Linked DNA regions of Mus musculus: regions 2, 3, 4, 5 and 6 are each linked to region 1. The links are chromatin loops, found by intact Hi-C in ENCODE. Cell type or tissue: heart. All regions are shown on one strand. Region 1 holds the start of Farp2 (FERM, RhoGEF and pleckstrin domain protein 2). Region 2 overlaps Thap4 (THAP domain containing 4). Region 3 holds the start of Stk25 (serine/threonine kinase 25 (yeast)). Region 4 holds the start of Hdlbp (high density lipoprotein (HDL) binding protein). Region 5 overlaps Crocc2 (ciliary rootlet coiled-coil, rootletin family member 2). Region 6 holds the start of Dtymk (deoxythymidylate kinase).

What was found. Hi-C counts contacts between places; a loop is a spot of excess contacts. Peaks named below come from ENCODE experiments on the same cell type or tissue, not always from the same donor. Only the 100,000 strongest peaks of a DNase experiment are listed, where the experiment ranks them.
Region 2: it touches region 1 in a loop (3-fold over the local background); 14 of 42 quality-filtered maps call a loop at or near these places.
Region 3: it touches region 1 in a loop (2.5-fold over the local background); 8 of 42 quality-filtered maps call a loop at or near these places.
Region 4: a loop joins it to region 1, with 6 times the contacts of the local background. A loop is called at or near these places in 12 of 42 quality-filtered maps.
Region 5: it touches region 1 in a loop (4-fold over the local background); 15 of 42 quality-filtered maps call a loop at or near these places.
Region 6: it touches region 1 in a loop (4-fold over the local background); 6 of 42 quality-filtered maps call a loop at or near these places.

What each region holds. Positions count from the first base shown.
Region 1 is chr1:93,509,072-93,514,071 of GRCm38, reverse strand. It overlaps Septin2 (septin 2), which reads right to left. Exons shown (of 13, transcript NM_010891.2): 13 at 4,339-5,000. It overlaps Farp2 (FERM, RhoGEF and pleckstrin domain protein 2), which reads right to left and starts at 1,968. Exons shown (of 27, transcript NM_145519.2): 1 at 1,888-1,968. In heart, no CTCF peak of the experiment used is centred here; DNase peaks (open chromatin) are centred at 651 and 2,041; H3K4me3 peaks cover 2,083 bases; H3K27ac peaks cover 1,690 bases.
Region 2 is chr1:93,724,810-93,729,809 of GRCm38, reverse strand. Thap4 (THAP domain containing 4) reads left to right here. Exons shown (of 6, transcript NM_025920.3): 3 at 4,494-4,653. Among named protein-coding and RNA genes, the nearest start is that of Thap4, 28 kb to the left of the region's middle. In heart, CTCF peaks have their summits at 2,640 (motif pointing right) and 3,418 (motif pointing right); a DNase peak (open chromatin) is centred at 2,629; H3K27ac peaks cover 1,138 bases.
Region 3 is chr1:93,633,105-93,638,104 of GRCm38, reverse strand. It overlaps Stk25 (serine/threonine kinase 25 (yeast)), which reads left to right and starts at 2,378. Exons shown (of 12, transcript NM_021537.3): 1 at 2,378-2,558; 2 at 2,722-2,807. The coding sequence starts at 2,778. In heart, a CTCF peak has its summit at 1,691; DNase peaks (open chromatin) are centred at 2,304 and 3,484; H3K4me3 peaks cover 2,980 bases; H3K27ac peaks cover 2,471 bases.
Region 4 is chr1:93,443,931-93,448,930 of GRCm38, reverse strand. It overlaps Hdlbp (high density lipoprotein (HDL) binding protein), which reads left to right and starts at 3,230. Exons shown (of 28, transcript NM_001301364.1): 1 at 3,230-3,351. In heart, a CTCF peak has its summit at 2,967; DNase peaks (open chromatin) are centred at 3,250 and 3,990; H3K4me3 peaks cover 2,909 bases; H3K27ac peaks cover 2,545 bases.
Region 5 is chr1:93,176,707-93,181,706 of GRCm38, reverse strand. It overlaps Crocc2 (ciliary rootlet coiled-coil, rootletin family member 2), which reads right to left. Exons shown (of 32, transcript NM_001310428.1): 2 at 1,549-1,699; 3 at 486-634. Among named protein-coding and RNA genes, the nearest start is that of Crocc2, 11 kb to the right of the region's middle. In heart, a CTCF peak has its summit at 2,761; a DNase peak (open chromatin) is centred at 2,710; H3K4me3 peaks cover 627 bases; H3K27ac peaks cover 1,207 bases; H3K27me3 peaks cover 3,253 bases.
Region 6 is chr1:93,799,936-93,804,935 of GRCm38, reverse strand. Dtymk (deoxythymidylate kinase) reads left to right here and starts at 3,002. Exons shown (of 5, transcript NM_001105667.1): 1 at 3,002-3,238; 2 at 4,026-4,134. The coding sequence starts at 3,109. It overlaps Ing5 (inhibitor of growth family, member 5), which reads right to left and starts at 971. Exons shown (of 8, transcript NM_025454.2): 1 at 897-971. The coding sequence starts at 933. In heart, a CTCF peak has its summit at 3,017 (motif pointing right); DNase peaks (open chromatin) are centred at 1,045 and 2,995; H3K4me3 peaks cover 4,163 bases; H3K27ac peaks cover 3,808 bases.

The sequences.
Region 1 (5,000 bases):
GAATTTAGAGAAATCTGTTAATGTCTGAATACAGAAGGGGTTCATGTGACTAGAAGCAGGGGTGTTTGGAAAGGAGGAAACTGACAAACAGACATAATGGCGTCCTGCAGAATTACCCATGGATTCATCTCTGCTTAGGCAATGCTCCTCCCTGGACCCTACCCCTTTTCAAGTGGGATAACTCTGTGGAATCACCAAGTCTCTAGCTCTTCTTACAAATACCCAGGGCTAGCCTGCGCTGCCACTGACTCAGGTCGCCCTTTCACTTGTCAGTAACAGTTAATGAAGTACTTACTGGATGCAGGGCATCTTAGCGGCTTTGAAAAACTGATTCTTAGTCATGGCAACAAGCGTCTGAGGTAAATACATTCTAAACCCACTCTATGGATGAGGAACCTGAGGCGGGGCAAATGAGAGATACACCTGAGTCCTCTCTGTAAAGGAATCTGTAGGAAGGAACCTAACTCGATAATCACCATCTCTACAATGTGGCAGGGCAAGGACACCGGAGAAGCAGAGGTTTACATGGTTGCGGTATCCCAGAGAGTCATCCACAACCCCACCGGGCAAGGTCTTCCCGTGCTTTATTTAAAACGGGGCTATGCATAGGAAGCCATGGCGCACCCCTGTGCTCCACCTACACTCAGCCCTCAGGTGGCTGACAAAGGAGGATGACGGGTTGGAGGCCAGCCCGGGCTATGGAAACTGTCTCAACAAAAAACGGTGGGGGACAGGGATATATGAAAACTTTAGAACTGACAACGAAACAGCCACAAAGCGCTTCACAAATGCCTTCCCACGTCCCGAAACTCACAAAACTTTTATTTGGCCTACAAGTAAAGGTTACTTCATACCTCCCCATTTCAAATGACCTTTCCATCTTGCTAACACTGTGAGAATCTGTGCTGCTGATCATAATGCCGTCTCCACAAGACCGACTCTAATTCGGTGCTACCCACTAATTACCAAATATTTTCACAGTGGCCCAGTCAAAAACACCTCATGGAAACAGAACAAAGCTAGGGAGAAAGGCCACCCCTTTAAAGATTCTGTCCGGAATCTTAAGGCTCTCCATTCTTTCTCAGCACGGTGTATCGACATTATTTCCTTCACGAATGCCTTGTTTTCATTTCAATTTTTCATCACCATTACTGGGACATGAAAGAGTTTAAGAAATCACTGCCACGTGTGTAAATGGCAAAGGTGCTTATAATCTCGGATGAGTAAAAGGCAGTGGGCCAGTACTGTTTCTAGATCTTAGCAGAGTAAGAATATCCGAGTCTCAGTTCTGAAGGAAAGGCCGAGAAGAAAAAAGAATGCCCTTCTGGGCTTTCATTTGTGGCTCCGGGTGCTGCTTCCCAAGGTGCTTTGTAGAGCACTGGCCTGGGGGTGGGGGCGGTCTTCAGCAGGACATTCTTGTGGCCCTTAACCCATCACGGGACACTCAGTGTCCACGAGAGATGCTGAGACTCTGATCACCCCCCTTCCTCGACAGCTGGTCTCCACGTGTGCTGTTCCTGTCCTCAGTACTCTGCTGACAGCCTGGCTCCTTGGAACTCTGCAGCTCTCAGCCCTCCCCAGACTGCCCATCTACAAAAGCAACTCTCCAGCCAGTCCTCAGCGGACATCCAGACTGGACCCGAGACTCTCCCTCCCTTCGCCCTCCACCGACAGGCCGTCCACAGACGTGTGTTGTCAAACGCGGACTCTGGCGCGCCTCACGAAGGCCTCAGAGCCGGGCGTGGACTTTCTCTGGTGGACGGCCAGCCTCAGGCCTGGTCCGGCTCGGGTTCCGCTGAGGTCCGGCCAACGAAGGAAGCCCATGCCCAACCCAGCGCCCCTGCGCGGCTCGCTCCCCTCCCCCGCCCACGGCCGCCGCGTCCTCACCGTGCCACACCGGCCTGCGCCGCCGCCAGCCAGGCCTCCTCCACGTCCTGCGCCCGCGCCGCCCGATCCCGACAGCTAGCTGCTTCCCCGCCCCCGCCGCGCGTCCGCCGCAGCCCCGCCCCCCCGCGGACGCACCACCGATTGGCCTGCGGGCGGGTCCTCCCGACCGGCGCCTGCGAGCGCAGCACCTAGCTCTGATTGGTGATCACATGGGACAGGGCGGGGCGAGGGAGCCCCATAAAGTCAGAAGCAAAGCTGTGCAGCTTCTCCGCGGGTGCAACAGGGCTTCGGCGGGCTGTGCGTGTCCTCGGCCCTGGGAGGGGCTTTAGGACCTGAGGACTCTGTGCTGGGTGGGACTTAGGAAACCCGCGAGTTCTCCGTCTTAGTCTTCGCTTTGACAAGGCGACGGGAGGATTCTATCTTGGACGCAGCTTTGGAACAACGGGAGGACTACCCCAGACCTGGACTCTGGAATGCGGGTGGCCCTGGGCGGGACTTTTGGCACAGGGGCGGGTCTCAGCCTACAGCCTGGCTTTGGCAAGCAGGGCAGCCCCGATTCTGGGTGGGGCCTTGGACTTCAAGCTCGCGGGACTATTCTGGCATTCAGGCCTCCCTGACTACTAGGCTCTTTCCTACCTTCCATCCGTGGTGCCCAACCAGGGAATAGTGGAACCGTGGTCTTTAGGCACCAGCTGTTCCTAAAGGGACGCTTTTGAGGTGCAGGCTACGCTAAGAGTCCTCGAAGCCCTCGCGGTTCCTTTCTGGATTTGAGGCTTTCTGGAAATGAAAAATGGTGAGACTGGATTCTGGTCCTTCCACTTCAGACTTGCAGCAAACTCACTTTCTTCTTCCATTGGTTAAGCGAATGGGCCTGCAGGGAGCCAGCCCTTTGAACCAGTCTAGGCTAAATAAATCCACACAGGCCCCCAAGCGATTCATATAGAACTCTAGCCTTTGGCAATAAGTCCTTAAGATAAGCAGGGAGGGCCTCAGCCCACTGGAGGGTGGGTGGGTGGGGGGGCTCTCTGCTTCTCCAAGGCAACCTAGAAGCTCAGGCTGACTGGGTCTGCAATTTTAGTAGGCTTCCCAACTTCCTCCACCACCTTGGCTATCCCTTATTTGTAACCAGCCACTGCCATAGCCACTGACTGTGATGTCCATCATTAAGAAAAGGAACTGGGCCGGGTGGTGTCGCACGCCTTTAATCCCAGCACTTGGGAGGCAGAGGCAGGCGGATTTCTGAGTTGGAGGCCAGCCTGGTCTACAAAGTGAGTTCCAGGACAGCCAGGGCTATACAGAGAAACCCTGTCTTGAAAAACCAAAAAAAAAAAAAAAAAGAAAAGGAGCTGGACTGGACAAGGCAAGAATGAGGTTTGACATGAGCAACCTAGTGATTTAGAGAGCAGGAGCCTCATTTCCTAGTGTCAGTACGCTGCTTAGAGAGCAAGAGGATGAGAAAGACTCCGATAGTACTGGGTGGTCAATCCAGGGGTCATGCTGACAAACCGGAGTGAGGCCAGGCCGAAGAGATTGATCATCCACCCAGATTAGGATAAAGTTTGGGGTTATGTGGCTCTGCTCCCTTTATGAGTCCTGAGATCAAACTCAGGTTTGATCACGTTATGAGGCAAGTACTCTTAGCCACTAAGGCATCTCACCAGAGCAAATTCAGATTTTTAAAGTCACTTTCCTGGGCTGGGGAGATGATTTAGCTGTTAAGGGCTGCTCTTCCACAACACACAAATCCAGTTCCTGGCACCCACATGGCTGCTCACAACGGTCTCTAAGTCCAGTTCCAGGGGACCTGACACCCTCCTCTTCTAGCCTCCTTGGGTGACAGGCATACACATGGTACAAAGACATGCAGGCAGGCAAAATACTCATACACATACAATAAAAAGGTAGAAAAACGTAAAAATCTGAGCATGGTGGTATACATCTTTAATCTCAGCACTCCAGAGGCAAAGAGAGAGATAGTAGATTTCTTTGAGTTGGAGACCAACCTGATTTACATAAAGAGTTCCAGGTTAGCCAGGCTACAAAAGTGAGTCTGCCTCAAACACAAAAAAAACTCCAACCAATACATAAACAAACATTTTAAAAATTAAGACTGTTTTCCTAATTCATCTCTCTTCTTACAAATATGGAGAATTAGAAATATATTTGGATCACTTTTACTTCCCACTATGTTTAACAGTTGTTGCTTCATTTTCTAATTAGTAAATTTACCTATGAAGTCTTACTGTCCATTTTATCAAGTAGTCTGCAGACAATCTGATAACCTGTACAGCTATAGGATTTCTTTTGGAGTATCTGGGTTATCTCTGATGAAAATATACGCAGCACGCCTGCTATTAATACAAGTAACATCTTGCTCTGATATACAGTTGTAATAGGGGTCTTGAATCTTCACAATGGCCCGCATACTTTACTCAAAAAGAGGACTACTCATTTAATATCTAAACAATAGTGCTTTATTGAAAAAGGTTAATTTAAATGGATACAAAGTTGAAGTGTGAAATGTTTTCAAAATACATTTCTACAAGTACAAGTTACTTCTTAGTGAAAGAGCAAGTATCTGTTAGCAAAAGCAGTAAAACTGAAGGGGGTTAGAATTGTGGCTGCAAGACCTCACAATCCACACTGCCAATATTAGATGTCAGCTGACCCGAAGTAGCACCTTAACTCAAAAACATGGGACTCACACCGAATACTTGGGAATTCTTTCATTTTTTTGTTTTTAAATTTTTCTCCAACAAACTTAATGTCAAAATAAGCCAAACAAAGGACTGCATGGGTACTCTAAAGTCATTGACGCTTTTCTTGATAGGAACTTCACACAATGAACTTCCCTGATCACTCACAGTGATGCAATGTGAAGAGGCAAAGCGAGCAAATGTATTTTTCCTCATTAAATTTATAAACAACCATGCTTAAGCTTCATCTTATTAGTACTACTGAGTTTTGGACTGAATTAAACGTAAATCCCTGCCTCATCATCAATCAAGTCCTTCCTCCTGCAGCAAATGAAAGCACACAGTTAGCACCTGCTTTGCTTCTCCACACCACTGCCTCCTTCACCTGCCCCTTCCCTTCTAAGGTCACTGCCTGAC
Region 2 (5,000 bases), 220 kb before region 1:
ACCATCCCGTGCCCACCTAGCTCTCACAGGTATTTCATGTCAGGATCTGCTGTCTGCTTCCCTGTGCTCTTTGTTGAGCTGTGTAACAGAGTACTCAGTGGGATAATTCCTGTAGCACTCGCTGTTTTCTGGAACCTGTTCCCAGGGTGAGTCTAAACAGCCTGAAGGCTATTCTGAGATGTAGCTGAGGGCTATATCGATTAGTCCAAAATACCCAGGGCCTTTTCAGCCTCTACCCAAAGGAAAGGAGAGTGGAGGGAGAGACACCATGCCCAACAGTGCCATGCCTAACTAACTAGTAGATCAAACAGCCAGGGCAAGAATATGTGGTTCATACCACCAGTTGTTTATAATTGAACAGGTCAGTTGTTATATCCCCAAATCAGTGTCTTAACTTACTGAAATTCTAAAGTTAGCAATATCGCAACAGTGGATCTGTGTCCCAGCATGACATGTCCTGGGCTCCTAGGTCTCCTGAGCCATCCATTTCTCCAGTCCCTATCTTAAACTCTTTAGTAACTGCTTTAAGAAGGTAAAGGAAACTAGCATAATTAATTTTAACAATTATGTTACTTGACATCATTATCCAAAGTACCATCATCTCTCTAAGTGACTGGTAGTTTTTTGTTCTGGGATACTGGAAATTATTTTTCTGGACTGAGTTTTGGGAAGCCACATCTCTAGTGCTACAGAGTTGGCCACCTCAGGTGTGCAGCAAGCATAGGGTGCTGGAAGCTGAGGCAAGCGGTGAGATAGCACCCTTGTCCTTCCCCTGTGGGCTTGTCCGTTAGGCCTGTTTCTCCACTATGGAGAACCACTGACTTGCTTTCCCTCTGTGCAGTGGGAACCCTGAACATTTCCCAAGAGTGGAATCAGGTGATCCCTGCTCTTGGTCTGACTTCTCCCACCCAGGCTTACCTCTTGTGGTTCAGTTGGGAATCGTTTGCTTTTACGACTGAATAATGTCCCTCCTCTGGACATGCTGTGTTGCGGCTCACTGGGCAGGCATTGGATGTGAGTTCTACTTGTGGCTGTAGTGAAGCCTGCAGCTGCAGATAGTTAGGTCTAACTTTGGTGGGTACTTAATTTCTATTGGACCTGTCCCTGGGGGTAAAGCTATTGCTGGGTCCTACTCTATGCTCACCTTTTAAAACAGTAATTTTTAAATTTATGTATATTATTGTGGCCCATAGTTTGGACTTGGGGGTGGTATGTTTGTTTCATTTTGCAGTGTTGTTTCAAGTTCTGAGTCTTGTGTGTTCTGGGTAAGCTCTGTTCACATGTGTCTTCCCATTAAGGGCCTTTGCCGCACTGCCTGTGCCTGTATGCCTTCACTTTTACATTCTTCCGTTGCTGCCTAGTTGTCTTCGTTATTTTTCCACTGCTGTGAGAGAACACCACAAGTACAGCAACTTCCAGAATAAAGAGTTTATTTGAGCTTATGATTTCCCGAGGATAAGACGTGGCAGGAAGTGGCAGGCATGGTGACTGGCAAGTATGCCCACAGTCAGGTACTTCTTCCAACGAGGCCATCCCTCCCAAACCTGCCCCAAGTGGGGACCAAGAGTTCAAATGCCTAATACTATGGAGAACATTTGTTATTTATACTGCTCTGGGGTTCTGCTTCATCTTTCTTCTTCCTGAGTTAGGCTCACTCACACCCCACCTTTTGGTCTTTGGTATTTATGGAGACTGGTCTTGCACAGGCAACAGCGTTGAGATGTTAAGGGTTTAGTAGCTGGACTTGGTAGCTCTTCCCGGGACTCTGGAAGGTGAACAGCAGCATCTCATAGTCAGCTGGAGTCACAGAGGAAGACTTGACTCAGAAACAGAACTAAGAACTGAAGAGACGGCTTGTGGTTAGAAGTGCTCACTGCTCTTCCAGAGGACCGAGTCCAGGCCAACACCCATTTGTGGGAGTTCGTGCTCTCCTCCCACTCTGTGAGCTCTAGGTATCCACCTCAGGTCGGCATGCTTCAAGCTGAGCACCCTCGCCTTTTTAATTACTTTAATTCCTGGGAGAGGCAGAAATGATGCTGCATCCCGGATTGATCCTCTGACAGATTGGAGGAAGAAAGAGCAAGACCAGTGTTAGTCTCTCCCTGTCTTGTTTCTTTCCTTCTTTCTCTACCCTCCCTCTCTGTGTCTCTCATCTGACATTTGAGAACTGTCCTCCCTTGCTCTCACTGTCTGGGAAGCAGTGTGAAGACAGAAGCAGGGCCTGAGCGTGTTTCTGCTGGAGGAACATGTCACTCAGTACTGACTCAGACAGAAGAACCTCAGGAGGGAGGGCTGAGTGACCCTAACAGGGTCTAAAACAAGGACAACGCCAGACACAAGTTAGGGGCTGCAGAGGACACTGGGGATCAGAAGAGGCGTCGTGGATTCTGACAAGGGCTGTCTGGTCTGGAACTTGTAAGGCTGATTGAGACTTCCTCAATATGGTGTATGTGGCTAGAGCCGGGTGTGGGTGTGAACATTAGTGCAGGGCTGCATTCCAGCTCTGCCTCTTGAGAGGGTACTTGACACCTTCCTGGGAAGCCAAGGTGTTTCCTGGGGTCACCTACACAGCTTCACCTTGTCCTGAGTGTGCCCAGTCAGGAGACTGCTCTGCCTGTTGTTGCAAGCCTCCCACCCTAGGGGGCAGACCTAGATCATCCTTATCCTGCCTGCAGGGGGAACAAAATGAAAGGGGAGGAGAATGGAGAAGACACTGCCAACTGTCAGGCACAGGACCTCACAAGACAAGCATCCTTGTGCATGTGATACACATGCAAGCTTATAGGCACCCAAACCGACCGAGTAGGGCACCAGTATTGGCCTACACCAAAGGTCTTAGGTGTTGTTGGAGATCATGACATTGAGTGAGGCAGCAGACTGCCCTGTCTTGCTCAAAATGACTGAGTTCCCTATGCCCTGTTTTGGAATAGTTTGAGATCACACCCCACTGGAGTGTTTTCTAGCCAGCCCCTGCCCCTTGGGGTAGAGGCTTCAACTAAGGTGTGGAGGCCAACTAGGTACCCTAAAGGTAGGGAGTAGACAGGACCTTGGTCTGCCTGTTCTCCAGTAAAGAGATCCAGAATTAGACCTGTTGCACTCACATAGACTCACAAAAATTTATGTAAATAAAAACAATACATTAAATTTTTTGTGTTACATTTATATATTTTATTTTATGTGAAAATGTTTTGTCCGGAATACATGTATGTGTACCAAGGGTGTGCTTGGCTCCTGAAGAAGTCACAAAACGGCGTCAAGTCTCCTGGGACTGGAGTTATGGATGGCCGTGTGGTGCTAGGAACTGAGCCTTAGTCCTCCCCAGAGCAAGAAGTGCTTTGCTTTTTAAAAAGATTTATTGATTTATTTTATGTATAAAGAATACACCATTGCTTTGGTGACACACCAGAAGAGGGCATCAGATCCCATTACAGATGGTTGTGAGCCCCCATGTGGTTGCTGCAAGAAGGGCTAATAGCTAGACCATTTCTCCGACCCAATAACAAACATTTTTAAGTTCTGTCCCGATGACTCAGTGAGTAAAAGCACTTGCTGCCAAGTCTGTTGAGCCTGCATTCAGTTCCTGGACCCCACATGCTGGGAGACAACTGACTCCTCTACGTTGTCTTCTCTGCCTGTGTTCTTCCCAAGGCTGACCTAGTTGTCTTGGAGAACACACTCTGAGCTGTTGGTCTGGAAAGGCTGTGTGTGTGTGTGTGTGTGTGTGTGTGTGTTGGCTGATGAAGACTCTACCTGCACTGAGGAGCTCTTCTGTCTCCAGTTCTGCCCTCCCATGAGTTGCTTTCCAGACCGAGGTCTACGTTGTAGGAAGGTACCAGAAGTATCCTGGTCACATGTAAGAATCAGCCTGGTGGCTCTTCTGAGGCCCTGCACAACCTCTGGCAGAGTCAGGGTGAGAGCAGGGGTGACCTTGTAGGTCATGTGACTCAGTTACTGACTACATCTTCACGCAGCACTCAGGGTTATCCCATCCTCACTGAGCTGCCTCATAGAGCAGCCTGCCCCATTGTCCTTCAGCTGCTTCCAGCTCCTCAGCGTGCCAGCCAGAGTGCCACCTTCACACCTACGAAAGGAGACAGTCTCTGCTGTGAGGAAGAGGCACAGTTGAATAAAAGGGAGAAGCCATTTTCTTGGCCACCGTCAGCCTCCGGCTCCAGCATGGCCTCCCTCTCCCCAGTTGCTTTTCACATCTGCTTCCGTGGCCCACCTGTTCTCTCTTCCTTGTGCACCGTTCCTCCCATGCTACATTCTGGTCCCAGGGCTTGGGTGCTCAGGCTTCCCTTTCATCCTCCTCACTCCCCAGACTCTGGATGCTGCAGAGGTCCAAGATGATCTCAGCACGGGGCAGTTGAGGGTATGTGGCTATTGTGGCAAAAGTACATTCCAGCAGCATGCAGGCCTCCACCCAAAGTGTGGCCAAAGTCATCTGGACTGGAGGAAGCGAGTCATTTACTGTTCCATCCTTTCATTTTCAGAGCCTCCCAAGCTGAATCCAGTGGTGGAGCCGTTGTCCTGGATGCTGGGTACCTGGCTGTCAGACCCGCCAGGAGTTGGTACCTTTCCGACACTGCAGCCCTTCCAGTACCTGGAGGAGGTGCACATCTCCCACGTGGGTCAGCCTATGCTCAACTTCTCGTAAGTGCCACCTTGCTCACGGGCTGCCTGGGCCTTTCGATAACTTACAGACTGACCAAAGCCATGCCAGGCAGGAAGATGCCAAAGCACCATTAGACATGCAGAAGCTCTGTCTTCTGAGCCTGGCAGCTGAGGCACAGGGTTGGTAAAAATGGTACTTTTCTGCTCCGTTATACATTCTTTAAGATGTTAGGCAGACAGTACAGTGACAAATTAGTTAATCCAAGCAGAAAAGCAATTGGTGTGTGTTTAATTCAATCAGCAGCGTCTGTCTAATGTCTGGACATCAGTTACTCAGGACTGCTGAAGGAAGAGGGTGGGGCTGCCATTTACCTTTGCCCTGCACT
Region 3 (5,000 bases), 120 kb before region 1:
AGCTAGGGTGAGGGTCCTAGGCCCACTCCCACAGTGACACACCTACTCTAACAGGGCCACACCTTCTAATAGTACCACTCCCTGGGCCAAGCATATACAAATCACCACAGAAACCAATTCCAGGTGATGGGAAACAATCTTTATACATCACTGAGACAGGAGATATTCCAATAATCATGACAATGACAATGACCATTGTGGATGGTGCCATCCCTGGACTGGTGGCCCCAGTTTCTATGAGAAAGCAGGCTGCACAAGCCATGAAAAACAAGCCAGTAAGCAGTACCTCTCCATTGTCTTAGCATCAGATCCTGCCTCCAGGTTCCTGCCTTGTTTGAGTTCCTGTCCTGACTTCCTTTGGTGAGGAGCAGTGTTGTAGATTATAAGCCAAATAAACCCTTTCCTCTCCATGTGGCTTTGGTCATATCATCACAGCAATATGAACCCTCACTAAGACACAATGAATTTATTATTTTATATGTATAGTCATTCACATCCACAGATGTTTGTGTACCACTTGTGTACCTGATGCCCACAGAGGCCAGAAGAGGACTCGGATCCCCTGAAATTGGAGTGACCAATAGTTGAGAGCCACCATGTGGGTGCTGGGAACCAAGCCTGGTTCCTATGCAAAAGTCTCCAGTGCTCTTAACAGCTGAAAAGAAAATCTCTCCAGACCCTTGGGAAGTGTTTTATAGATAAACTACATGGAAGTCTTCCTAAACAGCCAACAACTCTTCAATATCTATTTGACCCAAGAACAAAGCAATAAACCAATACGAAGTTTAATCTCATGAGTAGGGCTTTTCACATGAAGTCTGATGGTTCATATGGATAACCCCAGCATTTGGGAGGCAGAGGCAGAGGCAGAGGCAGAGGCAGAGGCAGAGGCAGAGGCAGAGGCAGAGGCAGAGGCAGAGGCAGAGGCAGAGGCAGAGGCAGAGGCAGAGGCAGAGGCAGAGGCAGAGGCAGAGGCAGAGGCAGAGGCAGAACTGCTGTGAATTTGAGGCCAAAAAGGGCCACATAGAGAGTTTTAAGCCAGCCTAGGCTACAGAATGAGGTCCTGTCTTAAAAATCAAAAATAAAGGCCTACAGAGATTCCTCAATCATTAAGAATTCTTGTTGCTCTTCCAGAGGACCAGAATTTAGTTCTAGCACCCATGCCATTCAGCATATGACCCTCTGCAACTCCAGATCCAGGCCTTTTCAGATCTCAGTAGGTTCCTGTTCACATTTAACATACACATATATGTACATAAATAAGTCTTAATAGAGTTGGCCTTGCCTAATTTCAGACTTTTCTATAGGAGGGATAGGTAGGCTGAAGGCCATCCTACAGATGATCTTTTTCAGGGGCAATAAAAATATTTGCCCCTATTGTTGATGCCTTGGGGCGGGGGAGGGGAGGAAACCAAGGTGCTTCAGGATCCAGGGCAGGGCTGTTTGCTGGAAGTCTATTTTCTTCTGGGGAAAAACACAGCAAAGAAAACCTAATCAACATGTAGTAAAATTTGGCGGTTAAAGAATCTGATGCAAGGTCTTGCATGCAAGGTTTAAGGTTCCAGGATGGTGCCCAGGAAGAAAATCCACCAGAGAACAGAAACAACAAGCCTTTATGAGTTGGGGAGTAGGGACATTATGGTGGTTTGCACTGAGCCGTCATAGGAATGGACACAGTATGGAGCCAAATCTCCCTCCCGTGGAACACTAGGAGACTGCATAGAAGTGGACATTGCTGACTAGTCACTCATACTGAATTCACAGGATGAAAGGCATCTTCCAACCTTTGGAAATCCCCGCTGGACCACACAACTCTTCCCAGCGCCAGGTCATGTCCTGGGGACCTACGATTAAACCTTTTCAGATAGGGAAACTGAGGCAGGAGAGAAGCACTTGTCCAACAATGGGCGACTTTTCTAAGGGCGCGCGTGGGCGTACTCCTTGTGTGTGTGTGTTGCTAAGCGCAGACAAGAAGGTCACACTGCGGTTAAAGCTGGAGCACCAGGATATGAGGGTAATGTGGGTTCGCACTCCAGGCACACAGTATGGGTCTCAGAAGCTTGGCAAACAGAACTGGGAAAATGAGAGGAGGGCTGAAAAAAAAAGAGAAAAAAAAGCCTAGAAAACGTCAAGGCAACTGCGCACGCGCTGCACCCGTCACCGCGCGGCCTGACAGGAGGGGCAGCCCAGCTCGGGCATATCTCAAGGTTCGGATCCAATCTGTGGCGCATTTGTGCCTCTCCACTGACCGCCCACCGCAAGTTCTCCTGGGACTTGTAGTCTGTCGCCATCAGGGCCCCGGAGCACTTGCGTAACACCTCATCCTACCGCGCAGCCTGCTGGGACTTGTAGTCTCAATTTTGCGTGCCCGGGGTACGGGGCGGGCTGCGGGACTCCTAGTCCCACAGAGCTTCGCGCTCGCCACGACGCCCTGCTCAGAGCCGCTGCCTCCACCTCACGGGCTGGGAGGCCTGGGCGTTCCGGGAGACCGAATTGCGGTGTGAGCCGCCGTGGGGACTGCGAAGCGGGCCCGGAGTCCGAGATGGAGCCGCCCGGAGGTGGGCGCTGCCAGCGGGCCTCGCCTGAATGTTGGGGAGGCCGGGCACGCCCTGAGGGCGGGTCGGGGGCCCTGGGCGCGGGACCGGAGGTCGCGGGTGGAGGGACGCCACGGAACGGGTCCCCCTGGCCACTGTTGACCGAGCGGCCTGCGGTTTCTCGCAGGTGCTTGAGGCGAGCGGGCGGAGCGGCTGCGACGGACTGGTCACGTCAGCGGGGACATGGCTCACCTCCGGGGCTTCGCGCACCAGGTGAGTGTGGGCGTCGGCGTGCCCCGAGTCCGTGGTTCGCTGTGGAGCGGATTTGTCCACTTGAGGCGGGAGAGGGGCGGAGGCCGTCTGCCTCGGGGCGCGTCTTGGGGCCGTTGGAACTCTGGCCTGTGCCGAGCCAGCGCCTGCGGAAGACGTGAGCCCCAGGGAACGTCTGCGGGGCGAGCGCTTCTGCTCGGGAGCTGCTGGGGGCAGGTGCAGGAACCTGCCCTGGGCACAACCTGCTTGACCCAGGCTCGGAGCACCTTCCCAGAAGATGGACTCCACCTTCCTTGGCTAACGGGATGGAACCCCGACACGGGACCGCACAGGAGATGAGGGCTGCGTAGGGTCAGAGGGTTCGGTGGTTTGCTCTCTGGACCCCCTTTCTCGCCTTTATTTTATTTGTGGTGTTGTTATTTCAGAGCAATATGACAGACAGCTAGTGAAGTGGAATGAGCTGCCTTGGCGGCTGATTTTCCTCTGGCTTTAGCTGTGGGATTTGCGTTTTAAGGGCTTGGTTTAGATAGGCTTAGGCTTGACAGTTGCACAGTGAAGGAATCAGTTCCTGAGGACAGTGCAGCCGCTCACCCCACCCCACCCTGACCCCCCTTCTCCCTGCATCCTTGAGAACTGGTTGTGTAGACAGGAAGCATGTCCGTCCGCTGCTTGTGGGCAGGAATTGGAGGCAGGGCTCCTTGGAGGAAACCAAACCAGCCTGGAAGACTACTCACAGCTGTTGGGGAGGGCTTTTGGCCCAGCTGTCACAGATGGGATCCCGAGCTTGCTAACTGATGCTGAATTAAGCTAACACATTTTTAATACATTTTGACATTTCGCCTCTAATTATATAACATACTAAGAGAGAGAGAAAAAAAATCTGCCTCTAGTTTATTTTTAAGAGACTTAAGCTTAGCTTATGAAGGTCCCAGGATGACAAATTGGAGCTATGAATTGCGAAGGAGTACAGTAATGATGGCTAGGGGACCTTTCTCAAAGAGAAAACACCCTTTTTGTCTTTTTAGGGGCCTGTGTCCAGCCTAGACATACTTGGCTTCTGAAAGTGACACAAAACCTTTGTAGGGCTGCTTTCTCCCAAGATGGCTGCCATAGAGTCCTATGAAATTGCTCCTTTTGTGTGATAAGGCTTGTACTTTCCCCCTGTAGCCTGTGCTTCTGCCTTAGATTACCTTTTACCCGGCCTGTTCCTGCCCATCTCTGGAAGGACCAGATGGTTCTGGGCAAGCACTGTGTGACTGTGTGTGGTAGATGAGGGAGGATGTGTGCTGAGTTGTTCCTCTTGTTTTGGAGAGGTGATACACAGCAGGCATGTTGGCAGAAAGGCCAGAGGCTGTAAGTATAATATCCCTAGGATGGAATGGAGAGCGAATGGGTCTCAGTTGTTCAGAGTAAGTTAGATGGCTTGAGTGATGGTTCATAACACATTCTGTCCAGAAGAGAAATCTGAGCCACCCAGATCAGCATGCTAGCTGTCTGTGATTGGCTGGGTTTGGGACTAGGGCTGCTTCAAAGGTGTAAATACAGAGACCATGCCAGAAAGGCTCCTATCATACTGTTTCTTAGGCTGACTGGTTCACAGCTATAGGTACCCAAAAAACGTAGACTTTGAAGACTAGGGTTCCCACCTTCCTTGCACAAAGTCTAGAACTCTGGCTTTGGGATCTGTTATTTTCTTTTCCTCTGAGGCAGTGTGAGTGAATACCTGGCCTGAAGTATCCTTCTTCGGCTACTGTAGTGGACAAGTTCTGATTCTAGGTTCCCCCAGAAGAGAGCAATTAAGAATTCTCAGTATGGCTGAGCAGTGTGGGAGGATGTGGTGTCTGAGCCTGAGTAGTAGGAAAAGGGCTACTGAGAACTGGAAGGATAGTGGTCCTGGGTCATGTAGTTAGCCGATGGCTTGACTTCTCTCTAACAGGCTTTCTTAGGCTACAAGCACTGGACTGAACCAGTGATAAGACTGTATTGCCTTGAGTCCTCAACTAGACCTTCTGGAGATCTTTGAGATGGTTTTCAAGGTGTCTCAAAACTACACATGGTGGAGCTGTAGCATCTGAGGAGACAGTAGAGGCCAAGTGGTTAGAGAAAGAAGGGTTTGAAAAAGTGTTTTGGGGCCTGCTGGAGCAGAAACAGGCAGAAAAACAAAACAGAACAATAACAACAACAACAAAACAGGCA
Region 4 (5,000 bases), 65 kb after region 1:
AGAACAATTCTGCATTTTGAAGAAACTGAGGAAACAAGACTCTTTTTTAAGTTATTTTGGTGGGCCAGGAATCAAACCTAGGAGCTGCCACGTGTTAGGCAAGCAATTTTCCACCAAGCTACATAGTCAGATCTCAAATTCCAGTCCATGATTCTTAACCATCTTTCTGTTGTTCATTCTTATGTTTGTTTTATTTAATGTCATGTTTGTGGGTTATTTCTTTATTTCATGCTTTTAATTATATCATTTCAGGTTCTTGTGTCTAATCCTATACAATTTAATTTTTTTATTTTTTTTTTCAATTGCAGTTTTACAAATTTTTATGGCATTAGGGAGCAAAGCCAGGGTTTATGAATGTTAATCATATGCTCTAACCACTGTGCCACACACTTAGTCTGTGGGGTTTAAGTTTATTTTTATGTGTATGTGTGTCTTGCCTGCATTTATGTCTGCTTATCACATGGTGCCTAGGGAAACCAAAAAAGAACACCAGATACCCTGGATCTGGAGTTATAAACAGTTGTGAGCTTACATGTGGGTGCTGGGGATCAAGATGGGGTCCTTGACAAGAACAGCAAAGGCTTTTAACCACTAAGCCATCTCTCTACCCTCTTTTTAGAAAGAGGGGTGTGTCTGCACTGTGTGTGTGTGTGTGTGTGTGTGTGTGTGTGTGTGCTCTACAGAAGTTTATATGGATGCCCAGTTTGTTACATGGGTGCTAGGATCCAAATTCCAGTTCTCCTAATTGTTAAGTAAGTTCTCTTAACTGCTGAGCCGTGTTTTCATCCCTCTTGCATCTTACTCTTTGAACTTTGGACTTTCAGCTTCTATACTGTAATTGATCTGTCAATATTTTTATCCTGTTATGAAATTTATTCCATCTTGAGGATACCTACTTCCTGTCTGTTAATTTTTTTAAAGGATAATGGGGATTTAAAGAACTTGTAGTCCCATGTTTCTAAGCACTCCCCAGAGATGCTTTTGTCTCTCAGCCCAGGCCAGCCAGAGATCTAGTTGTTACTATGTTGCTGGTGTTCTCATTTTCCCCTTAGACCTACTTTCTGTTTAGGCTATAGCCCTTTTAGAGAATCATGATTTGGGGAATTGGAGAGTGTTACTATGTTCTAACATTTCACCTTAAGCAGTCAGGATTCTTTTGGTTGTTTTTGTTGTTGTTTTTGGTTTTTCGAGACAGGGTTTCTCTGTGTAGCCCTGGCTGTCCTGGAACTCACTTTGTAGACCAGGCTGGCCTCGAACTCAGAAATACGCCTGCCTCTGCCTCCTAAGTGCTGGGATTAAAGGCATGCGCTACCACGCCTGGCTAGCAATCAGGATTCTTATTCCATGTTCCTTGATGTATGAAAAACAAAATATTGCAGACCAGTGTTCACTTTTTGAGGCATCTAGAGTTGACACTTCTATGTTTCAGTATACTGAAAGTAACTAGTCATAATTGTTAGCATCCCAGGAGCACCTGGGATGTTTTGTGGTGCATGTTTATCATTTCAGATAAAGTCTTATATAGAAAGGCCAGGTTGGTCTTGAGCTCCTAACCCTCGTGGCTGTACCTCTCAGGTGCTGAGATAAGCTAATGTTACCACACCCTCCTTGATTTAATAATGCTTTCATTAAGTCCATGCTTTGTTTTATTTTTGAGACATCATATAACTTTGTAGCCTACTGTGACCTTGAACTCCCAGTACTCGCCTCAGCCTTCTGAGTACTGAGATTACAGGGTACCACCACACTCATGGAGGCCTCTGTACAGCCAGGCACTGGGCCAGCTTGTACTTAATGTGGACTTACTAACTCCATTGGAGATCCCTTGACAGCAGACATACTGACTGGTGGGTGCTTGCCTCTCCACATTAACTTTTTCACAGCCCGAGACCTCAGGAACAAAAGAATGACAACAAAAACATTTCTTCTAGTTGCTGGTTGGTTAATCACCAGGGAAAGACACCTTGCACAGTAATAATAACACAGAAGGAAAGACAACTTGGTGCCTACAGAGGCTTTAAGAAGCTCTATCACTCGGTGACTATGCTGGCAGCTTGGAAATGCCCTCTGGTCTTTTAAGCAGTACCTTCAGAGATTTATGTCATGAAGAACTGTGGTGTTCCTGTCAGCCGCATTACTGGCTCCTGGACTTCTCAATTCTGACACCTCAACTTTCAGATAGTTTCCTATTCAGCAGCCCCATCCCCATTCTTTCCAGCACATTCCATTTTCCCCCCTTGTCCTTCAGTCTAAAGTCTAGTTAGGGCAGCTCTTCCCAGTCCCTCAATCAAGAGCCCATCACCGTGCTGCTACCTTCTAAGTACATACTAAGTCTGATTGCTTATTTTGTTCACTGCTGCAAATGCTTGTAAGCCTTAGAATGACAACTACAGAAGGCCTCTTCAGCCCTTCCACATACCATTGTCCCACAAGAAAGGCACATATTATCCAGACCTGGTGGCTCACACTTGTAATCCAAACACTAGAGAAGGAAGCTGAGACAAATCTACACAGTGAAAAGTTGTCAGAAGTGGGGAAAAGAAGGTGGGGGCATCTGCTGTTGGTTACTAGCCTATTCTGTGCTGATGCATATCACTGCATATCACTGTCCAGTATAGGTCAGAAGTGTGCTCATGTCACCTCAGGAGAGGTTCAAAATAATGATTGTGTACAAATTCTTCAAGTAGTTGTCAATAAACGCAACAGGGCAGAACTAGTCCTTTCAAAGGAGGAAGCATTCTGAGGGCAGAGGTTCTGCTCTGTCCCAACTGAGTATGGGAGAGGTAGGAATTCACTGCAGGCTGGTCTGTACATATGGGACACTGAATAATACTGTGTAGAGGGCTTCGAAAGTTTTGGAGTTTGTTGTGTTGGACATTGAGGAATGGAGTAAGGATTTGCAGTAGAGGTGGGAGCAGGAGGAAGAGATCCCGAAGAGAATGAGAATGTGTTCCATCAGGGGGTGCTCTAGGGGATGGTAAAATGGTTTTCCGGGCTGTCTGCTGTCTGAGGTCCTCAGAGCTTTCTTTTCTCTTTTGGTGACACAGTTTCTGGTGGCCTCAACTCTGGCACCTCTGGCTCTGGGGCCTGCCTGTTCTCTGTAGGTAATTAACTTACCAACTCCTCGCCCCCTGTCAGGCCGCAGAACTCTTAAAGAGTTGGTCCGCTCCCGGGCGCTGTAGGGACCCCGCAGCGGGCGGGGCGGGCGGCCGGTCTGACGTGTCTCGGCGGGATTGGAGCCTCCGCCCTATATAGCAGCGGCGGCCCGGGCGCCGCGCCTCGGAGCGTCCCGGCTTCTCCCGCGCAGCGGCAGCGACAGACGGACAGACTCTCGGGTGGTCACACTCACGAGTGAGGATCGGGCGAGCTGGTGGGCGGGGGTGCCAGGGGCGGGGCGGCGGGGGGTCGCCGCTGAGCACGGCTGGGGTCGGTTCCTCAGCTCCCCGGCCGCACAGGCTCCTGGTCTCCAGCTACCGCGACGGGCGGGGGCCGCTACGTGTCACTCTGCGCATGGCCGCGCCGGAGCGCAGAAACTTTCCCAAGTCCGCCACGCGCCGCGGGTCTGCTTGCGGGCCCGGACCGCCTGGACTTCTAGCTCACCGGGCGGGCCGCCGCGATGGGGGAGGGGAACGACCTGGCCAGGTTGGTGACGTGGGCTGCCGAGCCGGCCCCTCCCCCGCACCCCTTCCCCCCAGCTCGGCCCGGCCGTACGGGCTGTGGACCGGACCTAGCTAGGTCAGTGGCGCCCTAGTTCGCGTCAAGCTGGGATCTTCACCCGGGGCCCCTATGTCCCGCGCGGTGCCTTGCTGCACCTTCACCTGCGGCGTCTGGCTACGTGGTCACTGGAGGACTCCCGGCCCAAGTACTACTTGGATGCGCCCCAGGGTCCATGGGTGAAAAATACATTACGGAAAAATACCGAATTTGGATGAAAGGCAGGGAGGCCGAGCAGGATACTGTCCCTTTAAGCCTGTCCCCGCCCGCGGGCGCTCTTGGCCGGTGGGAGGGCCATGCTGAGGTGGCATCTGCGAAAGTTCCTCCCAGGCTGGGTCTCTGACTTCCAGAGCTGGGTAATGCACTGGGCCGGCCTTGGTAGTCACAGACATAGTTTGTGATCTCAGCATAGCTGGGTTTTGTTTTTAATTTTGGAGTTTGTACTCTTCGGTATTTGGTGGGGAGAGGGCACCTTCGAAAAGCTTCTGAGGACGTAAAAGTGAAGTTTCAAATTTGGAAGAGAAACCTGCATCTCAGCTGAAGGTTTTCAAGGTGGAGGTTTTCAGTGCCCTCCATGTAGACTGGCCTACAGTATAAAGAACTTGAGTCCCTCTAGCTGAGGTTGATAGGAAATTCTTTCTGAAGCATAACTGAATTCTCCTTGCATAGTGTTGCCCCTTACATAAGTAGTTGGCACAACTTAGCACAGGGGAATCAATTTAAATACTTCCTTGTTCAGAATCAAGAAGGATTCTTCACATACAGCTTTTTCTATTTTCTGGATTAACAACAGGTTTCCAGCTGCCACAGCCTCACTGCTCTCCCGCAGGAGGCCCTGTTGCTCCCCGATTCTGGGCTTCTACCTCTCTTCTTTTAGTTCAAGTTCTGTGTTGAGAACTAACCTTATTCTGCCATGCTCATTTATGCTCTTAAGAAGCAAATTGTAATATCCAAGTTTGGATGCTGACAGACCACAGTTTCCTGTGGGAAAGGTGGTGGGGGTGGCCTCAATCCTGAGGGACTGGAGGGGCTGTACCCACTTGAGGAGACTTGCATGTGGAGGCCAGAAGAGTTGAGAACATAGATGTCTCTGTTGCTTGGCCTTCACAGGGAGGAGGCAGAAGAGCTGGACCCCACGAATGCCATGCACTCTTTTCTCTAGTGGTATTTGTAAATCAGATTAGAGTCATATTCAGTCCTGACTTGTGTGGTTCAATCCAGCAGAAGGCTGAGATACCAAATCTTGGGCTCCTGTCGTATTCTTCTGAGTTTAGCCAGTGGAGATG
Region 5 (5,000 bases), 330 kb after region 1:
GACTCTGGCCTGGGAAGTGCCTTCACCTTTCTGCCTCAGTTTCCCTAGCATCCTAGAGAAGGCTCTTCCCAGCTCACAGGCATCCTGGGTAACCTCTGGCTGGAGCCTATAGCTCAGAGGTCACCTCCCGCTCCCCCCATTCTGAGGCCTGGCTGGTGAGCAGAGGCAGGTTGGGGTCGGGAGGAGGGCTGGACCTACAAGCTCTGCCTGGGTTCTGGGGACTGTCCTTAGCTTTCTCCTCTGTTTAGAAGCTGACTTTGTGGTTATAATTGGTAAGGCCCTGGACCACAGGGATCCTGGAGCAGATGAGAGACACTTGAGGGGGACATCTCCTGCTTCTCCTGCTTACCTCCAGCCCCCTTTTCTCCATCAGTGTCCTGAGACTGGCTGATGGGCCCACAACAATGATCACCAGTCTTGATAGATGATCTCTGATAAGAGCTAGGCTATGCACACTGGCCTGTGGGTACCAGCTGCACACTCACCCTCTGGCTGACCATGTGACACCTGCTGGCCAGCTCTTCCCGCTCAGCATCCGCCTGGGCCAACAGGTCCTCCAATCGTGTCAGCTCCTCTTGCAGGAGTTCACTCTCCTCCCGTGCATGGGACGTAGTAGCTGGTGGCTCCCGCAGCCCTGTGGGTATAGCATTCAGATGAGGCCAGGGCTCTACCCAAACAACTGGAACAGTCCACGAGGAAATTCACTTCCTCTCCTGTAACCAAGCACCCTCCTATCCCTATTGCCTTTGGTAAGTAGCTCTAACCCCACTTATTCATGGCCAGGTCAAGCCCCTAACAATTAAAGCATGTGTGGGGGACACTGGGTACCGCCCATCATGTCTGCACGTAGTGGGACTGCTGTTTCAGGGTGGCAGGACCCTGCCCACAGAGAGAAGTTGCTTTATGCAGTGGTGTTTCTCTGTCCTTTCCCAGTGCCCAGTGCTAGCCTGTGGCATTAGGAGACAGATTAGACAGACCCTTACGACACAAAGGGGTCATCAGACTCCTGCAGAATGGAATCAGAAGTGCAGCTGGGCATCAGGGAGCCTGCCTACGATTTGGCCTCCATGTAGGGATGAATTCCTTGGAGCCTGTTCCTGCAGTGTGTTGATAAGAAAGCTTTGTGTGTGGGGCTAGATGAGTGACAGAAACAAAGCTCAGGGTGTCCCTGCTCAACCTAACCTAAAGTGTCAACCTTTAGGCTTTTCACTATGGTGAAAAAACAAAACAAAACCCAAAAAACAAAAAAAACAAGGATGGATAAAATCAAGACACTGATGGTGTAACAATGTCATGAGTGCTGAGGTCAGCTCCGTGTGGCAGTGATTAATGGCCTTGTGGCTATCTGCATGACTCCTGAGGACCCTACGAAGAGAGGGTGGTTGGGAATATGGGGCTGGGAGAGTCTGAGGTGGACAGCCAGGGACACAGGGCAGTCCTAATGGCATGGTTCCCTGAGGCCAGGCTCCAGTGCCTGCTGTGAGGCCAAGGCCAGGCTCCAGTACCCGATGTAAGGCTTCCCTGGCACCTGAGCAGTCTCAGCCTCACCTGAGAGTGGCTCCTCACCCAGGCTGCTCGACACGATCTCTCGGATACGGGCTGGCACAGGAGTGGGTGAGGCCCGTTGACCTTCTCCTCGCACAGTTAGCGCCCGGTCTTCCCTTCTGGCCATGGGACTCAGGATGGTGTCCTCCAACTTCTGAAAAACATCCAAGAGTCCTGGTTCTTATGGGCCCTGGCGGGACAGCTTGCAGGCGCCTCACACAAGCCCAGTGCTGTCAACGGGAGCTGCCATGAGGTCACTTTGATGTAGCAAAGAGTCCTGAAGATAGCAGAGTGGGGCCAGGCAGGTCACCAAAACCACATGCCTTAGTCTCTCCACCTGTGGGGTGGGACTGTGCCAGTCTCTGGCAGTGCTTTGGCAAACATGTGGAAATCAAGAGAATGGGTATCTGAAAGGACTCCTGGCCAAGGTTAGCTTAGCTCATTCTTCCCAACGCTAAGCGGGCTGCGCTGAGTCCTGGGCCGACTCTTCATGTCAGCTTCTCTGGGATACCCGGGGCAGGTGCCTTTGTGTCTGTTCACAGAAACACTCTCCACCACCTGCCCCACCTGGAATGGTTAGGATCGTCTGCCCAGTAGAGATAGGGAGGCTCCCAAAGCCCACCCGGTGATCACAAGCCTGGGGAGGGAAGGGGACACTACAGGTAAAGGACCAAGAACCCAGGCCCAGCCATCATATAGGGTGTGCTGGACCCTGTGAGACTAGATAGGCACAAGGTGACAAAGGTCAGCAGAGGGTGCTTGCTTCTGAGAGCATCTCAGAGATGTCCCCTTCAGCCTACCCCAGAGGGGAGCTAGAGTGGCCCTCTTTCTTGGTGGGTCCTGAGCTAGTGAGCTGTCAGGAGAGAAAACCACATAGGTTCAATGTGAGCATCACATCCTAGAATACTGGTGAGACACATCAGAGGAGCCTGGCTCTTCGTGAGGCATCTGACTAGGAAGGATACCTTCCAACATTACGGGCATTAACATCGATGACAGAGTCCTCGTTGTAGGCACCCTTTCGTGATTTCCTTCAAACAAGTTAGGCTGCTAAGGGCTAGGAGATTTGATTGTGACAGTAGTCACTCTTCCCTTGTGCCTGGCTGCCTTGGACAGAGAGCCATTAAACTGCCAGCTTCATTCTTGGCAATCAACTGGACTGTTATCACGGTAGTCCAGCTGCTCTGAATGTTCCATGAACATCACCAGGAAGCCACCCCACGGCTGCTAAAAACATCACAACCTGGGGTGCTGGGACTGCAATTCCTGTTTTAGAAGTTGTGTGCTGGTGTCGACGACTCTTGATCATCGGCAGGGATGTGAGATGAACTCCCGACGACATCGCTCACTCTGTAGTTGTTGCCTTTCATACTAAAGGGTGAGCACTTTCTCCAGCAACTCAACAAAGAGCCCAGGGCCTGAGCAGCATGGGGCTTGTACCTGGCTGACCACAAGCGTGTGGTGCATTTTCCAGATATCCTAGCAGCTTGCTGGCCGCTGCTATAAAAACTTCCCTTCCGATGGTTTGTTTGTCCACGTGTGGTCTTTATCGTGCGAGTGAGGCGGCGTGGGCTGGCTGTATGGCGGCATGGGCTGGCTGCATGAATTGTAGACAAGATCCTGAGCTTCCAGGTCTTAGCAAAAGTAGCAGCAGCTACAGCATTAAAGGCCCCCAAAGAGTCCGGGAGCCAAGAGCCCTGGCATCTGAAGCTATGAACTCAAATAGATACAACACAGGCAGAGGTGTTCACAAAAGCCACGGAGGGCAGAAACGGAGAAATTAAAGGTAGCAAAGGAGCTGAAATCAGTGAGAGCCAAAGGGCAGAGCCTGGACTACAGGGACTGAAAGCCACAGAAGAATTTGGGAGAGGTCCTGAGGGGTTCAGAGGCAGGAGTCTGGGCGCTTAGAACTAAGGATACTGACAGGTTCTCTGAGCCCAGAACACTGCCTCAAGCACCTCAAGCAATAAGCTTCTGACTGAAAGCTCGGAGCCATGAGTCTGTTGACTTACACTTAGTGTTATAGGCCTCTGGCTTTGGCAATTCAGGTTGTAAGTCTCTGAAACTCAAGATCACCTACACCACGGGAACACCTTACCTACCCATGGTTTCTACCTAGACGCGGTCTGTAGGATCTCAGATTCTCAGTAGGATTTCTTGGCGGAGGCACATGTCTTGGGGAAGGAATGACCCTGAGCTGAAGACATTGTCAGGGCCTGTGGGCAGTATTGTTCTGTGTCAGCAGGAAGCTTCCAGGTATAGGATAAAGGACTGAAGATTAAGACTAGCCCACAGTGGCCAACCTGCCCTGTCCATGAAGGATGTTTGAGTTGAAGGCAGTGCCTTAATGACCCGTGACTGATGCCAGGGGCCCCCACTCCCAAAACTTTTCAGGACAGCAGCCGCCTTCTCTTCCACAGTGGGACTCGCCTTCCCTTTCCTACCCAGAGTCCCCTGAGGTGACACTCAGAAGCCTCCCGACTCCCAGCTCATTGGAGGCCTTTTCTAGCCTGCAGCTCTCCTGGTTCTGACTCCCAGGCCTGGGCTAGTGAGGAGGCCCTGCTTCTCCAGGTAGCCCCATCATCCTTACCCGGCCCTCTCAACCGTAGCTAGGCCTGTTCCCACTCTGAATCCTCTGTGGAGATAAGCCATGGTTTTCACCTAGGCATCCTAAATGTATCCATTCCTCTCTTAAGCTAGCCAGACTGGAGTCACTCCAATATCCAGATTCTGCACGGCTCTGGACAGAGCCTGTCCTGGTCCCTGAGAGCCCTGCAAAGGTCAGATGCTGTTAGTGAGCCCAGGGTTCTTCAGGCTGGGAAAAGACTTAACCTTCTCCAAGGCTTTGCATTTAACTCCCCTAGGTGGTCTTGGGAAGGTGCCCTCTCTTCTCTTTCCTCCAGAGGACCTCCCAGCCTCGCTCTGAGTGGGTGGTAAACAGCTTTCCTTGGGTGCAGGGCTCCACTGGTGAGGAGCAGGGCTCCCCTTGCTACTTCCTCCCTGGCCAGGCAGACTCCGGGTGCTCAGACCACCAAGGCCGCTCTGGCCTTTCTAAGAGTTAGAGCGGGAAGTGCCCAGCCATCGTTACCTGTTTTGCACTGGGGGGGGAAACTAAGGCCTAGTCCAGTGGCAAACAGAACCTTAGGTCCTCAGATTAAAGACGTGATGCTGGCTCCATTCAGAGGTTCCCTCCAGGCCGGAAGGACCCTGCCTCCCCTCCCTCCTCTCCCCGGAGCATCAGCGGCGCCACCCGCTAACGGGAAAGCAGCGGCGCAGCACAAACTTGACTCATTCCTAACGTTTACAGAGGGTCACTTATTAGCCGGGACGTCCCGAGAGGCGCTGGGGGCGTAATAGGTTCCAGCTGTGGCCCGGTGCCTGCGATGGGTCGACGCCCAGCCAGAGCAGGAGGGGTGCGGAGGGGGAGCGGGAGGGGCGCGTCCCTGGCAGCCAGC
Region 6 (5,000 bases), 290 kb before region 1:
ATATATGTGCGTGTGTGTGTGTGTGTGTACCCCAACTAATCAGTGAGTTGTAGAGAAATAGGGCTCTTGCCAACGCATGGGTGGCACAGGGCAGGTGGAGAGAGCAGAAAGGGGCCATCACACAATGTCAGCAGTGAAATGAACTCTCCTTGAACCCTCCTCAGAATGCCCACTGGATGGACATCAGAATAAAGATAGTTCACCTTGGAGTCCCACTGCCCAGGCCCAAGGAGAAAATGGGCGCCCCACTGGCTTGATCTACCTCCCTCCAAAGGGTCTCAATTCTTCCACTATAGAGTGGGAAATAATCCTCCTCCGAGTTCTTGCTGGGAGCCAATCTCACGGTCTATAAATAAACGGAGTTGCCAATTTCTGGGATGTCAAAGGTCAACCCGTTATACAGAGCATCCTCCCTTACCGGGCTGGCTCGTGATAGCACGAGTTCCCTCGAAAAAGGCACCCCACTAGCCTAGAGTTCCTTCCTACAGCTCCACAAGCAAACACAGTGGCTTTGGCTCTACAGAGGGATTTGAGCACCACAAGCCGCAGGTGAAGAAGGGGCGGGCCTCCCCGCAACCTAGACCGAAGTAGAGAGGCGGGAACAGAGGCGTGGTCAGCGTCGGGGGTGTGGCCGAAGCGGAGAAGGCGGGCTGAGCCCCAGGCCACACCCCTCCGTGACGCACCTGGAATTGGCGCGGCGGAGGCGGCGGGACCCCGCGCCGCGCCCCACGCCCTCCATCTGCGGCCCCGCCCCAGACCCGCCGTGAGCCCCCACAGTCCCCATGATCAGTCCCCATCCTCCTCCGCATCCCGGAGCCTCGCACGGATCGCGGTGGGCCGGGGGCGGCGGCGGCGGCGCGAACCCGCGCGGGCGGCGGCTCGGCCAGAGTGCTTACTGTCCAGATAGTGCTCCAAGTACATGGCAGTCGCCATCTTCGCCTCGGCCACGCTCGGGGTCTGCGCGAGCGGGCGGTGCCGCGGACTCGGGGCGGGGCGGCGCCGCGCGCTCACTATTCATGAGCCGCGTGCTCCGATTGGCCGGAAAGTGGGCGGGGCAACTCAGGGGCCACCCCTAGGCTTCCGGCCGGCTGTGGTCGCCAGGCGGCGCTGTGGGGCTTGCCCTGAGGGAACGCGGATGGGCGATGTGCTCGGTTCGCAGTTTGCAATGTGGAAGCTCTGTCTCTGGCCCAGCCGGATTCCAAGCCCTGGCAGGGGACTCCGCTTGCACGTGTGCTGGCGCCAAACCTGCCAGCCGACACCTGCCGCTCTTCCCGCGTTGTTCAGACACCCGCTGCCTGTGGTTTCTCCTGGCTGACGGGGCCTCCCGGAAGGAGACCCCCTCACAGGCATCGGTTAACTTCCATGCTCTTTGTGGCTGTCTGGTCCCGAGGGGGGCGTGCCCACGCTGGACCTCGGTTGCTTTGACTCGCACTTCGTGAAGAAGCCACGCACCCCTCGATGCCTGCAAAAATACATTTTACATTCCTACGGCAACTCTGTTACAGTTAATGAAACAATATAACTAAAATCCAGGGTTTACCAGAGTCCACTCTTGGTGGGCTCTAATATTTCTGAGAAGTATTAAGTATCCCCCTTATAGCATCCTGAAGAATATTTTTCACTGCCTTTAATTCTTTTGGTCTATTACAATAGCGCGCGCACACACACACACGCATACTTGTAACCAATAAACGTTTTAGAGTCTCTGTAGTATTGCTTTGCTAACATGCCATGTAGTTGCATTTTACAGTACACAGTCTTTTCAGACTGGCTGCATTTATCATTATACAGTTCAGGTTCCTCCATGTCCTAGTAAGTAACTGATAATTCACTTTTTACTTCAAAATTATTTCACTGTGTAATTACCAGTTTATCAGTTTGCGTGTTGGAGGACATCTTAGCTGCTTCCATATTTAGGCAAATGTGGCTAGAGCTGATACAATCATTTGTGTGCAGACATAGTTTCCAACCCATTTGGGTAAATATTGACTTCATGTTAAAAGTAGAGTGCTTTCTTGAGAAACAGCCAAGCTATCTTCCACACCGTTTTTGCCTTCTCCTCTGCACTGACAGTCTCCTTCGCTCCACGTCCTCACCAGCATGATGAAGGGTTAGAATTGTAGATTTGGGCTATTCTCGAAGAGGTGAAATTATCTTAATTCATGATTCCTAACAATATGTTTGTGTTGCACATTTTTACATATGTGTCTGGCATCTGTGTCACTTCTTTGGGTGTTAGTTCAAATGTTTGCATAAACCTTGATCTACCTCCCAAATGTTGGGTTTATAGGCTATGTCACTCACTATATCCAATTTATTCTGTGCTGGGTATGGAATCTTTGTTCATTAGGCAAAACATAACCCAGCCCAGCCTTTGACTGCGGATCCTTTTTTCTCTTCCTCTAGAGTACTGTTGTTTGGGTTTTTGAGCCTGGGTCTCACAATGTATCCCTGGCTGGCCTGAAACTATGTAAGTGGCCTCAGACTCACAGAGATTTGCCCGCCTCCTGCTCATGTATTTTCCCTGACTTTATTTTGTCTGTAAAAACACTGCTAGGGGGAAAGGAATTTAAAAGGGGGGGGGGTGGTTTCAATTCTGCCCACGCTGCAAATAAACCCATTTCCTTCCACCAACTTACACTAAAACGACAAGGAAAATTCCTGAGCGGTTCGAAAATGCTGCAGAAAGTACATCTTGGGGGTCGATGTTCCTATCCTTAACTCCTTTCAGAGCCTGATCATCACATGGCTCCTGTACGCGCGCAGGTGTGTGTGTGATAAGAAACTTTTAGAACCCTTCAGTAGCGCGCTTAGGGGCATAAAAATTTGATTCCGTTACAGGTCTCGAACTTCCACGTGACCAGAGCCTGCGCAACCACAGTCCTTAAGATTGGTGCTCTTCGGGAGCGGCGAACGGAAGTTCCGCGAGTTGGCGCTCGCTAAACTGCAGACTCCCGGGCCTAGATTACGTCACGTCCGGAAGCTGTTCCCCGCAGGCCACAGAATTCGTTTTCCAACCGGAAGAGGGCAGGGCTTCCGTGCACGCCGGGCTTCTGCTGCATCTAACATTGGCGGGAACCTGGCAAGTTGACCGGTGCTGTGCGGGCGATGGCGTCGCGTCGGGGAGCGCTCATCGTGCTGGAGGGTGTGGACCGTGCTGGCAAGACCACGCAGGGCCTCAAGCTGGTGACCGCGCTGTGCGCCTCGGGCCACAGAGCGGAGCTGCTGCGTTTCCCCGGTGCGCGGGTGGGCCTGGAGAATTCCCTCACTCTCTCTTTGGGTTGTAGTCTTAGTATCTTTAAAAGCTTTTAGAACATCTATTTATTTATTATTGTGCATGCGTGTGCTGGCTAGTCTATGTCAGTTTGACTCAAGCTACCTCAATTGAGAAAACTGGCCCCACCAGATTGGCCAGCAGACAAGCCTGGAAGACATTTTCTTCATTGGTCATTGATTTGGGAGGGCCCGGCTGGTGGAGATGGCTTAGTTAATAAAATACAGGCTGAAATGAGAGCCTGGGTTTAGTTTCCCAGGTTAAAAAAAAAAAAAACCTAGTACGGTTGCTTATCCAACCGCTGGAGAGGTGAGACGGACTCGTTCCTGGGACTTGTGAGCCAGCCAGTTCAGCCAAAACTGAGCTTCAGGTAGAAGCTCCTCTCTGAAAACACAAGGTGGAAAAGTACTGAAAAGGGAACATAAGGTTGACTTTTGGCCTTGCGCCCTGTACACTGGACACCAACCCCTGATCCTACAAATTAAGTAGGTTGGGAATTGGAACAACCACTTTGCAGGATATTTTAATTTTCAAACCAACCAGTCAAAAGTCTTACAAGTACTTTTGAAATCAAGACTTGCACGTACATTACTTCCTTTTCTCGGGGAGACTTCTTTGGCTTCAGAGATGGTCCAAAGCTGTCTGGAGGTTGAAAGTTAGGTGTAGGTGCAAGGAGAGAACTTAAGTGCAAACCCCTGTAGACTTCAGGTGAAGAGTCTGACTTCAGTCGAGTGTATCTTTGTCTTTCTAGAAAGATCAACGGAAATCGGCAAGCTTCTGAATTCCTACTTGGAAAAGAAAACGGAACTAGAGGATCACTCCGTGCACCTGCTCTTCTCTGCAAACCGCTGGGAACAAGTGTAAAGACCTGCGTCGTTGCTCCCCGGTTGTAACATGCACACTTTTGTGTGTGGCAAGGGTGCGAGCACCTGTGTGTGGCATGTGTGCAAACACCCGCACGTCGAGACCAGAGGCCAGCTTGGGAGGTTTCCTCTACCCTACCATTCGACGCCGTATTTGAGATAAAAAAATCGACGTATTTGAGATAAAAAATCGTCGTATTTGAGATAAAAAATCGCCGTATTTGAGATAAAACATCGTCGTATTTGACCATCGTATTTAACCACATCCGGCTTGTTTTGTTTTATTAAAAGGTTTTTTTTTTGATTTGGTTTTTGGTTTTGTTTTTTTGATACTAGGTTTCCCTACATAACAGTCCTGACTATCCTGGAACTTGCCTTATAGACCAGGCTGGCCTCATAAAAAATATGTATTCGTTTTTGTGTAATATAAATGGCTACCTGTATGTGCACCTCATGCATACCTGCTGCCCAAGGAAGACAACTCCTGTAACTAGAGTTACTGAGAGTTGTAAGCTGTCATGTGAGTTCTGGGAACCAAACCTGGGTCCTTGGCAAGAGCAGTAAGTGCTTTTAACTGCTGAGGCAAGGTTTGTTTTGTTTTGTTTGTTTTTGTTTTTTCGAGACAGGGTTTCTCTGTATAGCCCTGGCTGTCCTAGAACTCACTTTGTAGACCAGGCTGACTTTGAACTCAGAAATCTGCCTGCCTCTGCCTGGGATTAAAGGCGTGCACCACCACACCCGGCTTGTTTTGTTTTATTAAAAGTTTTTTTTTTTTTTTTTTGGTTTGGTTTGGTTTTTGGTTTTGTTTTTTTTTTGATACTAGGTTTCCCTACATAACAGCCCTGACTATCCTGGAACTTGCC